4 separate regions of the Mus musculus genome follow, and all the other regions are linked to region 4. A link is a contact called in ENCODE Hi-C or POLR2A ChIA-PET data. All regions are on one chromosome and are shown on one strand. Each heading gives the region's core, a stretch centred on a gene start or an enhancer-like site at or near the end of the contact. The rest is flanking DNA. Distances are from core to core; before and after follow the strand shown. Region 1 holds the start of Orai3 (ORAI calcium release-activated calcium modulator 3). Region 2 holds the start of Hsd3b7 (hydroxy-delta-5-steroid dehydrogenase, 3 beta- and steroid delta-isomerase 7). Region 3 holds the start of Fus (fused in sarcoma). Region 4 holds the start of Vkorc1 (vitamin K epoxide reductase complex, subunit 1).

What was found. Hi-C counts contacts between places; a loop is a spot of excess contacts on that map. ChIA-PET counts read pairs that join two places held with the same protein, here RNA polymerase II (POLR2A).
Region 1: POLR2A ChIA-PET joins it to region 4 with 12 read pairs in Patski. The contact joins the promoter of Orai3 here to the promoter of Vkorc1 in region 4. POLR2A ChIA-PET finds 5 or more read pairs at or near these places in 3 of 5 experiments (Patski and embryonic stem cell).
Region 2: a map of heart shows a loop between it and region 4 (2.3-fold over the local background). The contact joins the promoter of Hsd3b7 here to the promoter of Vkorc1 in region 4. A Hi-C loop is called at or near these places in 3 of 37 maps with a recorded cell type or tissue (heart and left cerebral cortex). POLR2A ChIA-PET finds 5 or more read pairs at or near these places in 2 of 5 experiments (Patski and embryonic stem cell).
Region 3: POLR2A ChIA-PET joins it to region 4 with 19 read pairs in Patski. The contact joins the promoter of Fus here to the promoter of Vkorc1 in region 4. POLR2A ChIA-PET finds 5 or more read pairs at or near these places in 4 of 5 experiments (Patski and embryonic stem cell).

The regions. Positions count from the first base shown.
Region 1 is chr7:127,768,505-127,771,204 of GRCm38, forward strand. It overlaps Orai3 (ORAI calcium release-activated calcium modulator 3), which reads left to right and starts at 1,311. Exons shown (of 2, transcript NM_198424.3): 1 at 1,311-1,712. The coding sequence starts at 1,485. It overlaps Fbxl19 (F-box and leucine-rich repeat protein 19), which reads left to right. Exons shown (of 11, transcript NM_172748.2): 11 at 1-424.
Region 2 is chr7:127,799,336-127,802,035 of GRCm38, forward strand. Hsd3b7 (hydroxy-delta-5-steroid dehydrogenase, 3 beta- and steroid delta-isomerase 7) reads left to right here and starts at 1,274. Exons shown (of 7, transcript NM_133943.2): 1 at 1,274-1,379; 2 at 1,740-1,911; 3 at 2,126-2,281; 4 at 2,499-2,607; 5 at 2,679-2,700. The coding sequence starts at 1,746. It overlaps Setd1a (SET domain containing 1A), which reads left to right. Exons shown (of 19, transcript NM_178029.3): 19 at 1-787. The coding sequence ends at 144.
Region 3 is chr7:127,966,217-127,968,916 of GRCm38, forward strand. Fus (fused in sarcoma) reads left to right here and starts at 1,263. Exons shown (of 15, transcript NM_139149.2): 1 at 1,263-1,361. The coding sequence starts at 1,349.
Region 4 is chr7:127,894,284-127,896,983 of GRCm38, forward strand. Vkorc1 (vitamin K epoxide reductase complex, subunit 1) reads right to left here and starts at 1,334. Exons shown (of 3, transcript NM_178600.2): 1 at 1,126-1,334; 2 at 222-331. The coding sequence starts at 1,298.

The DNA.
Region 1 (2,700 bases), core at 61-2,560, 130 kb before region 4:
TGGGGATAGTACCCTCTGCGTAGGGTTGCCTCTCTCCCCTTCCCTCTACCCAGATTTCAGTTTTCCCCGACCTTGACTCCTTGAACGTCACTGAAAATGGCAGCTATTGCAAGGAGTAGGGGCCGCGGGTCTACCTGCTGTTAAGCTCGGTGGCCCAGGGGAGTGGTGAGGGGTAGCCCAGACCCCTGCCTGGCTCTCTACACAATACTTGAACATTCATCTGTACTGAAGTGTTACTTGAACCGGGGGAATCTCGGACTTGGGGGAGTGTGATGTGAGGGGACCAGCTTGACCGAGACTGGGCTATGGGTACCCAGTTTGGACTGTCCCACCCCTAGCTCTCTTGCATTACTGTCTTGAACAGCTCCACCCTTCACTTGAGTTGGGGTGGGGAAATGTCAGCTTAAAGATGGGCAAGATGGGACTCCTCCAGTTTGGCTCTTCCCATTCTTTCATCGTCATGGAAACTCGTGTCCCATTTGCCCAGGGAACTGCCACTCCTGGTTGCCATGGAAATAGCAGCCAATGGACACCTCCGGAAATCAGTGCTAAGACTGGAAACGGTCCCTCTTAGTTGCTGTGGGAACTTAGTAACAGACTCTTGGCACCTCCCCTCTTCCCACCCCTTTCCTTCTTCCAGTGTGGGGGTGGGGTCTCAAGAGCCTGAGGGAGGAGTCAGGTCTAGGTCCCACTCAACTTAGGCCAGGGGGAACTGGATTGTACTACATGGGGGTGGGGGGAGGGGAATCTATCCACATACCTCAGGTAACAGGAAGGTGCGCGGGTTGGGGGCGGGGGCTGGGCGGACCAAAGGCAGGAGGGGGGGCCTGGGGTTGGAGAAAGGCTTGACGGTGGGGCCGCTTGCGGGAGGGGAGGAGGCACCCCGGCGAGGGACAAGTGGGGCACCCAGCCGGGCTGGACCCCTAACCCCACAAGTCTGTACAATAAGGTTTGCTATAAAACTCAGAATCTAGCCGGGGCCGCTGACTTTTTGTGTCTGTCTGCGGTGTCGAGTCTGAGTGGTGGGTAGGGATGGTGGAAGGGGCTCCTTTGGTCTCTGGGAGGAAAATGGGCTTAATTTTCCTGAGATGACTGCTCAAAGAGGAGTGTGGAAGTCTGGACACCTGTGAATGTCCAGGTACATACACTGGGTGGTCTGAGGCCAGCAAAGTCCCAGCAAAAGCTGAGGCTGAGCATTCACGTCGTGGCCTGGGTTAGAGGGTCCCTTGAGATCTCTGCCCGTGGGCAGACTGCAGGGGTTCGTCTCACGGCTCCACCCAATCATGTGGTCACCGGGCTCCGCCCCTGCCCCAGTTCCTGTTTCGGCCCCTGGGCCTTCTAGACGCGTCCGTAACTGTTCCCGCTGGGTCTGCCTTGCCACCCAGGATGGGGTCCCACCCGCGCTTGGGCCGTCCCTTCTTGGGGATACAAGGCGCCTCGGCCCCTCCTTGACCATCTGCGCTTGTGGTGTAACTGCTCTCAGGATGAAGGGCGGCGAGGGGGACACGGGCGAACAGGCCCCGCTGAACCCGGAGGTGGACAGCCCCGCGGGCTCAGCCACGTACCGGGAGTTCGTGCACCGCGGCTACCTGGACCTTATGGGGGCCAGTCAGCACTCTCTGCGGGCGCTCAGCTGGCGCCGCCTCTACCTCAGCCGGGCTAAGCTCAAAGCCTCCAGCCGCACATCTGCTCTGCTGTCGGGCTTCGCCATGGTGAGGGGTGGGAGGGGGTACACGGGGTGGGTAAAGCACGTGGTGGGAGAAGTCAAGAAAATGGGTCCCCAGTACTGGACTGAATAAAAGGGTTTCTTTAGGATAAAAGAAGGAGCTAAGTCCCAAGGGACTGGAAAAACCCTTTATGTCGGGCACAGCTCTAGGAATATAAACAGACTGAAGATCGGTCCCAGAAATGCCGTGGAAGAAGGGAGTAAAGAGGTCAGCAGATGCAGACTGGTGGGGGGAAAGTCTGAAGTGGCTTAGTTACCAAGTCCTCGAGAGTTGAAAGGCAGTCAAAGCTGAATGAGAGCCTATATCAACCAGATCGGGGAAGGGGGATAGTGTATGTGAGAGTCATTTGACTGAAGGGCCCACCTCTCAGAAGGCACAGAGAATTGCCGGGAAAACTAAGAAACCATGAGGAAGCTGCTGGGGAAGGAAGCTGATCAGGGAGCTAGCAGATAAGTCTGATAAACTGCAGGTGTGGGAGGATAATGTCAGCTAACGGTCCCAGCAGTGGCCCCGGGAAGTGGAACTGAAGATTCCAGAGTGTGGCCTGCAGATGTGTCCTGGTTCCTCCCTACTTAGGGCCAGCTGTGCGGCCCCAAGTCGACATCCACTCCAGTTGCCATCTTTAGGAAGTTGTGACATCATAGAAGGTGCTGTCTCTGTGGTCTGCCAAGCTTTTGTCCAGGAGGATGTGGGATTCTTATGGAGACCCCCTAGAACTAGGTGTGTTAGAACAAGCTCCGCTTAGCAAAGGAGGCTCTTCTAGAACAGTGTGCTATCTAGACTACATGGAAGCTGCTGTTTAGACAAGGATGCTCCGCAGGGTATGGGTGTGGAGTGAAGCTCTGCTAGTTTCAGTTTTCTTCACACTTGGGGGGAGGGCACCCTTCATAATGTACCCTTGTGTAAATAGGCCTTGGAGGGAGCTAAGGTGAGGGCATATAAAAGTAACTTAGGTCAATACCTCCCTTTTTTC
Region 2 (2,700 bases), core at 24-2,523, 95 kb before region 4:
GAGTCTCAGAAAAAGATTGTCATCTACTCGAAGCAGCCCATCGGCGTGGATGAGGAGATCACCTACGACTACAAGTTCCCACTAGAAGACAACAAGATTCCGTGTCTGTGCGGCACTGAAAGTTGCCGTGGCTCCCTCAACTGAGGTGGGGCAGGACCGGTGCCCTCACCCCTATTTATTCCCCCTTGGTGCCCTAAGCTCCCAGCACCCCAGCCTTATTGGGCTCAGCAGGGCCCACTGCCCCCACCTTCACGTGGGATAGGGAGCACTGAGGCCAACAAGGGAGCCTCAGTCCTTTGAGGCATCTGCTGCCTCCCCTATGCCCCATGCCCAAACACCCTCTTAATTTTTTTTTCTTTGCGAAGAAGAAGCTGTAAATGTTTTGTAGCTGCCAGCAGCTGTTTCCTGTGGAAACCTGGGGTACCAGCCTGTATAGATGCTATTCTTGGGGGCTGCATAGCCCTTTGCTTCATGTTAATGGGGACTTCCCCTTCTGCCCTATGTGCACCCCGCCCCAGTTTAGGGGTCTCTGGGGCAGTGGCCATGTTCTCCCCCTGGGGGGGCCTTTGGCCCCTAGTCCTGGGAACTCTGTGCCTGGAACCCTGCCTCATCTGTTCCTGCCAGACCCTGTGGGTCACCCTCCCACCCTGGTGTCTCAGGGCTCTGGCTCAGTGGGCCAGGATGGTGGGGGGCAGGCCCTTCTTGTTGGGCTGGATTGTACATAATGTTAATAGTGAAACCCAACACCACATTTTTATAATTGTGATTAAACTTTATTGTACAAAAATGCTTGGTCAGTATCTTTGGGAAGAGCAGACTGGGATGCAAGTTGCCACAGTGGGTGAAGCAGGAGAGAGGGGGAATGGGTGGCTTTGAGTTTGGGGTGAATCAACCTGCAGACCGCAGTGCTGCTTTGGACCAACCACCTAGATACAACAAACATGCCAGATCTGTCTCACTATGGATGCTAGCCAGAATTATGTCAAGATCAGGTTTACCCTGCTCTCCCTCCCAGAACCATAGCTGGTGCTGGGCCTTCAGCCTACTGGGAGACCCAGCAGGAGGGACAAACATATCAGTGATGGGGGCATCCCTTCCCTACCCTATTATCCTGAAATACACTACCAAATGGGCAGGTTCTGTCCTTTGCCTGCCACTGAAGAGTGGACTGGCCACCAGGGGGCACTCTGGCAAGAAAATTCCCTCCAAACCCCCTTGCCCGCCCCTAGGGGTGGAGGCTAGGCTGGTCTCCTTCCTGGAATGGGTCAGGAGGGAGGAGCGAGCGGAAGGAAGGAAGCCTATGTACATCTAGCTGGTCCACCAGTCCAGGACACAACCTCCTCCAGTGGCCAGTTTGTGCGCCCTGGGACTTACTACAGGTAGGCAGAGCTGATACTGAGGCCCAGCTGGCCTGCCTTTTAGCCTGCGCCCTTCCAACCTCCCTATTCAACTCCTTGCTTTCTCTGCCTGTCCTTTAGTAATCTAGTCTTTTTTTTTTTTTTTTTTTTTCCCCCCACCCGCCTCAATCCCTCCCATTCTGCATCCAATTCTAGTGACTCAGCAGTTAGGGTCAGAGGGCAGGGAGCCTTAGTGCTACAGGCACAGAAAACTGCAACCCACCCCTGCTACTCAGCCTCTCCACCCACACTGCTCCCACCTAATGATCCCTTCTATGAAGAACACATGGTTGGAGCAGGTGCTACCAGGCAATTCTAGTGAGCTAAATTCTCTTCCCACAGCTGGGCATGGCAGACTCTGCACAGGTGCCAACACTGGTATACCTGGTCACAGGTGGCTGCGGCTTCCTGGGGGAACATATTGTTCGGATGCTGCTGGAACGGGAGCCCAGGCTCCGGGAGCTGCGTGTCTTTGACCTGCACCTGAGTTCTTGGCTGGAGGAGCTGAAAGCAGGTGACTGGAGTGGGGCAGTAGCAGGAGGTAGGGAGGCCCCATCCCTTCCCAGACTGGGATACCTCAGCTTATGGAAAAGATGATTCCTGTTTGTTCTCCACCAGACAGAGGGGCCGGGTGAGTCATTGGTTCATGTGGCTTCCAGGGTGTGGACAGGCCAAACTCAGCAGCTGGCTAAGGCCCCAGCTCTGACACTGCCTCGGGTCTCCACCAGGGCCTGTGCAGGTGACTGCCATCCAGGGGGATGTGACTCAGGCCCATGAGGTGGCAGCAGCCATGTCTGGATCACATGTGGTCATCCATACAGCTGGGTTGGTGGATGTGTTTGGGAAGGCCAGTCCAAAGACCATCCACAAAGTCAACGTGCAGGGTGAGCTGCTACCTACCTGTTGGCCCCTAGTGTGTGGCCTGCCTCTGACCAGTGATTTTTATGGGAGGGCCTGTCCTTTTTGATAACCTTGTCCATTTACTGCTGTCGAACCCTGTCCTGACCTGATGCGGTTCTCCTTGGACACTGGGGGGGGGGGGGGGGCAGAAGGAGTGAGAGGCGGGAAGACACAGCTTGCGTCTGTCCCTTTCCTCCATAGGCACACAGAATGTGATTGATGCTTGTGTGCAGACTGGCACTCAGTACCTGGTCTACACGAGCAGCATGGAAGTGGTGGGGCCTAACATCAAGGGCCACCCCTTCTACAGGTGAGCTCAGCCCCACTTAATCTTAGAGCCCATTTCCCTCCAGCACTCAGTCTTCTTTCTCCCCTCTCCAGGGGCAATGAAGATACCCCATAT
Region 3 (2,700 bases), core at 13-2,512, 72 kb after region 4:
ATTCCCTCAGACCCATCCTAACCTACTCATTGCAAAATGAATTACCTGATCTCTGTGATCCCAGAGTCCCTGGTATTGGAATTACAGTTGGTTGTTTGCCCACATTCGGGTACTAGGAATTGAACCTGTGGTTTCTCTAGAGCAGCTGTCTCTCCAACCCCCTTGAATTTCGTTTTGTCCTTGAACTGACAAAAAGTGTTCATGCCTTTAAATGCTTTCAATCATTTCCTGTAACCAAGAAGCATTTTGTAGTTCCCCAGGCTTAGACTTTAAAGATCAGAAGGTCTGACCCTGAACTGCCTCGTACCTCATTCACATTCTTAGTCTAGCCGCTCACTGCTCTCATAAGATCCATCTCCCCTCCACCTCTGCCTAGCTCCGGGACTGGAGAGGTAGGCAGGGTCATGCACAGGCTAAACGATCGCTCTATCATTAAGCTACATTCCTCAGATTTCTTTACAAGATGATGATGGGGGAAAACCAGGACGACTGTAATTCCAGGATGCACAGGGCTAAGGCAAATAGGATCAAGGATTCGAGATCAACTGAGCGGTACTGAGAGGCCAAATTAAAAAAAAAAAGGGGGGGGGTAATTGTGGGTTTGAAGCCTCTTAAGTTGTATACATATGTGTTATTGTTGAACCAGCCTTAGGGCCATAGGGTCCAGACTAAAGCTCATCTTCTTCCAGGTTAAACGTCACAATCTATAAACCTTGTTAAGGTCTAAAGAACAGCAAGCCGAGGCATTCCTAAGTGAAAAACGAGACTGATCAGTGTGCTGTCTGTCAGGAGAGAATGTGGAGGACCAGAGCGACACTGCGTTCGACTCAGTTGCTAGGCCAGGGCAAGCGAAAGTATGCTGCATCTTCCCCAGTGAAAGTGGGGCCCAGCCGCTGGGCCGGTCGGAAGGATTTCGGTTCCCACACCCGGAGACTCCAGGCCTTGACTACACAGTTCCGCTCTCGGGCGCAGGGCCCTGGCACCGCCCCTAGCGGGAGGCCGGGTCGTACCATTCTGCCTCTAGTGGGGTAGAGGTGTGTCGAAGGCGAGCCCCGGGCGACGGACGAGAGCCACCGGCCGCAAGGAGAAAGCGCGTGCGAGTGTTTGGGAATAAAGCGAGTTCGTTTTCCCTCTTGTCTTCCTGAGCTCTCCGTATCCCCGGGGAAGGGTGGGGACCTGGGCGTGCCTCCCCCTCGCGCTTCTCCACTTGGTACGTCCCGGTGGCGCGTAGGCGGCAGGCGTACTTAAGGCGGGCGCGGGAGGCGGGGCCGCTCAGTCCTCGCGGCATCGCTTCGCGGTCGTCTGGAACTTTGTTGCTTGGCGGCCTGCGCTGCGCGCGTGCGCGGACATGGCTTCAAACGGTATGTGGGAGCGCGAGGCGGCGACGGCGCGTCCCTGCGAGGCCTCGTTCCCTCGCAGCAAGGCTTTTGGCTTTCGGCTGGGCCTGCGGTGGCGGGCGAGTGGGCTCCCCCACCTCTGGCGGGAAGCAGCGGGTGGAGGGAAGGGGAGGGCGGTGTCGCCATTTTGTTTGGCTCCCCTGGCGCCTTTGGCGCGGAGACCGTGGGTTTTCTCTCCTGGCCCGGTCACTTGAGTCGAGTGTTGAGAGAGACGCTGCCTGGCGACGTGGGGTGACCGGGGTGAGGGAGCTCTGGGTCTCCGCAGCTTCGCCCCACCCCCTCCCCTCCCTCCGTTCCCGGCCTCGCTTTGTCGCAGTGCTGCATCCGGGCACTTGGTGCGCGCACGCGCTCCTCTGGCCCCTCCCCCTTCTCGCCGCGGCCCCCCTCCCCCCCGCCAGGAGTTGGTCCGTTTTTTTTACTTTTTTCTTTTTTTCTTTCTTCTTCTTTCTTTCTTTCTTTCTTCTTCTTTTTTTTTTTTTTTTTTTTTTTTTTGTCGCGAGACCCTCGGCGGAAGACTTGTGGTCCGGTGCTGGCCTCGCCCTGCTCGCTGGGTCCCTTGGGAAGGGGCGGGGCCACCTCTTCCCGCCTCCGTGGCCGCGCAGCGGGAGCGGAAGCTCCTGGCTGGCCTGCGTGTCCGTGGGATTGGGAGGACCGCCAGGGGATGACCAACGGAGTCAGGGACCCCGGCCTGAGTTTCCCACTTCAGAGTTGAGTTTTCCTAAGGCCGGAAGGAAATCAGAGGAGTCGCTCTCCGAGGCCACACCCTCTCGCTGTCAGTTTTGTCCCAGTGCGGGGGTAGAGCTTGGGTTTCCTGCAGGGAGCTGCTGAGCTACAGCTTCCCAGATTGTTGAAAGTGCTGTCTGCTTTGGGTGCGCATGGTAGGCGGGAGCTCAGTTATTTGGAGCCACACGTCGGGAACCTTGGGAGCACCATGCCATTTGGGGGTTGGAGAGTCCCATTCTTCTAGCTGCTTCCTTGGGCTTGAACTCAACTGTGTAATAGCGCTGACTGTCAAAGTTAATCTTGACATCCGGTGATACCACCTTTCCTGTATACAGAGCTGCTGTGAAGATATAAAATGTGGTGACGTGTGTTGCAGGCCTTGGAAAGACCTGCAACAAGTCAAAAGGATTTTTAAACTTAAGGGATGATCTGTATTTTGAGTTTTTTTTTTTTTTTTTTTTTTTTTTTAAAGATTGAGCCAGGTTTGGTGGCACACACCTTTAGTTTCAGGACTAAGAGGTAGAAGTAGGCAGATCTATGTGAGTTCGAGGTGGTCTACATATTGAATTCTGGGATAGAT
Region 4 (2,700 bases), core at 84-2,583:
GATTGTGAGAAATCTTTGAGGGCCCTCAGCCTCTGGCTACCTAAACCAAGTAGGATAAGCCTCCTGCTAAGTGTTCTGCTTTCTTGACTCCTTGTGATGAGATTGCTCAGTAATTAGCAGCTGGGTGTCAATTGTCTGGGTCACCGACACGACACGACACGAGGTGGGGCTGCTCTGGATTTCAGAAGACAGGTCATGAAGGGGCAAAGCCACTCACTCACCTAACAACAGCTGTAAGGTGTAGAACAGGCAACCAAATATGCTGTTGGATTGGTTGAGGACGCTGTCCGCTCCTAGCATGTGCTCCACCAGCCCAAAGCCCCGGCCCCACCTGGTGGAAGTGAAAGAAGCAGGTAAGTGGGGTAGGCCAAGTGCCTCTTGAGCTTTTTTGTAGAACAGTGATTAGCAAGAAGCTCCACCTACTAAGAGTCCAAAGGGCATTGACCTGGCATGTCCTGGGGCTCTTAGTGGCCTGTCATCACAGACTATCAATAATTTTTCAGGAGTTGGTGAGATGGCTCAGGAAAAACAAGTATCAGCTGCCAGGCCTGTCAACTGGATCGAATCCCCCCGCAGCCCACAAAGAAGGAGAGACTCAACTCCCGAACGTTATTCTCTTGACTTCCACATGCATGTAGTGGCATGCATGTGCCACCTCACAAACAAATAAATGAAAGGTTAAAAGTTTTTCCCAGCTTGATTTCGCTTTACGGTGATCACAACTGGGAAATCTATTTGCTTGGGCCTACAAAGCTACAGTTCCCTCACCACCCACTAACATTTGGTCCTCCAACCCGGACAGAGTGAGCCACTTTGTCCCCTCAGCACAGCCAATAGTCCACCCCCTCCTCCCGCTTTGTATCATCTCAAGTTTCCTCAGTCTCTATGCAATATACTGCCCTGCCTCCTCCAGTCTTCCCATCATTGGTATTTACAGTATCCTCAGAAAGCGTTCAAGCACCAGTATCTCTGTGAGGTCCAGTGTGCACGTCCGATTACCCACCAAAACCCATGGAGCCAGGCCGCTCTCAAAGTGTCCTTTCTGTGGACACTGCGACCCCAGACTCCAAAATTATCTGGTAACCTGGCCTTCAAGAGCCCCATGCTTTCCATGTCTGCACGCACCGAGAGGAGAAGACGCGGGAACAGCTGATGGCCGTGCCCACATCGCAGAGCGCGCGGTAATTTTCATCGCGGGCGCGCGCCGCCTTCACGTGCAGTGCGTACAGTGAGAGGGCTAAGCCAGCGAGGCACAGTGCAAGCCGCACGAGTCCAGGGCTCCTCCAGGTGGTGCCCATGTCGACAGTACAGCCCAGGGACAGGAGGGAAGAATCGCCACGGGGCAGGGCGGGGCCTGCTGTCACCACGCCCCTCCTACCGGAAGATTGGTCGGCCTCCGCTGGCGTTCTCCAATTCAATTGGTTATTCTTAGGCATGACAGCTAGGAATGCTGGGCTGGTAAACAGGATTTAGGAATGTGGGTAATCATTGATAACGCAGCTGCCGGGCATGATGGGAATTGTAGTTGGAGAGGCTGCAAGACATTAAGGGAAATTTGAGTATGTAGTGCTGTAAAGCTACTTTGTTTTGTTTTGTTTGGTTTTTCAAGGACAGGGTTTCTCTGTGCAGCCCTGGCTGTCCTGGAACTCACTCTGTAGACCAGGTTGGCCTCTAACTCAGAAATCTGCCTGCCTCTGCCTCCCAAGTGCTGGGATTTAAAGGCGTGTGCCACCATGCCCGGCTCTGTAAAGCTACTATTAACAGGACGGTAACACACACACACACACACACACACACAAACACAAACACACTGTCGCTATCTTCAGACACACCAGAAGAGGGCATTGGGTCCGGTTACATATGATTGTGAGCCACCGTGTGTGGTTGCTGAGAATTGAACTCAAGGACCTCTGGAAGTTCAGTCAGTGCTCTTAACTGCTAAACCATCTCCCGTTTAGCTCATTTGGGGGGGGGGGGGAGGTGAGACAGGGTTTCTCTGTGTAGCCCTGGTTGTCCTGGAACTCACTCTGTAGAAGACCAGGTTGGCCTCGAACTCAGAAATCCTCCTGCCTCTGCCTCCCGAGTGCTGGGATTAAAGGCATGCGCCACCACGCCCGGCTTAGCACATTTTTTATGACAAGTTCTGTCTATGCATCTGGTATGTCTAGAACCTACGGGTCAATAGACGAATGGAATTCCGCGAAAGCAGGGATACGACTCTGGAAGCATTTTCCCCGAAATTATTTCAGATACCATTTGTCTACAACCTGTCTTTCAAGATCACCGCCAGCCATCCCTCGTGTCTCACTAGCGCCCCTTGTGGGCAGAGGCACCCTCCCTCTCACAATAAATTCCTTTATCTAGGCCATACTTTCCTGTGATTTCCCAGACCTCTGTACCACTGTGGCGCACTCTTGGCAAAACCTGAGCCTGGATCAACCCAACAATCCCTCTTATATTATCTCCCCTTTACAAATATCCCCCCCTCCCCACTGAGGACCTGTCAGTTCTGTACTGTCTGCCTTTCCACCCTTCCCATTTGCCTGGAGTTTCTTCACCAGCTCCCTCTCCAGTTGTCTTTAATCTAATCCCTTCACAGCCAAGTTTTGGGAAGATTTTACATTCCCAGTCTTCCTTACGTCTTACTGATGCTCACATGACAAACTAGCTGCCCTTGAGCATGTCCTTGACACCTAGTTG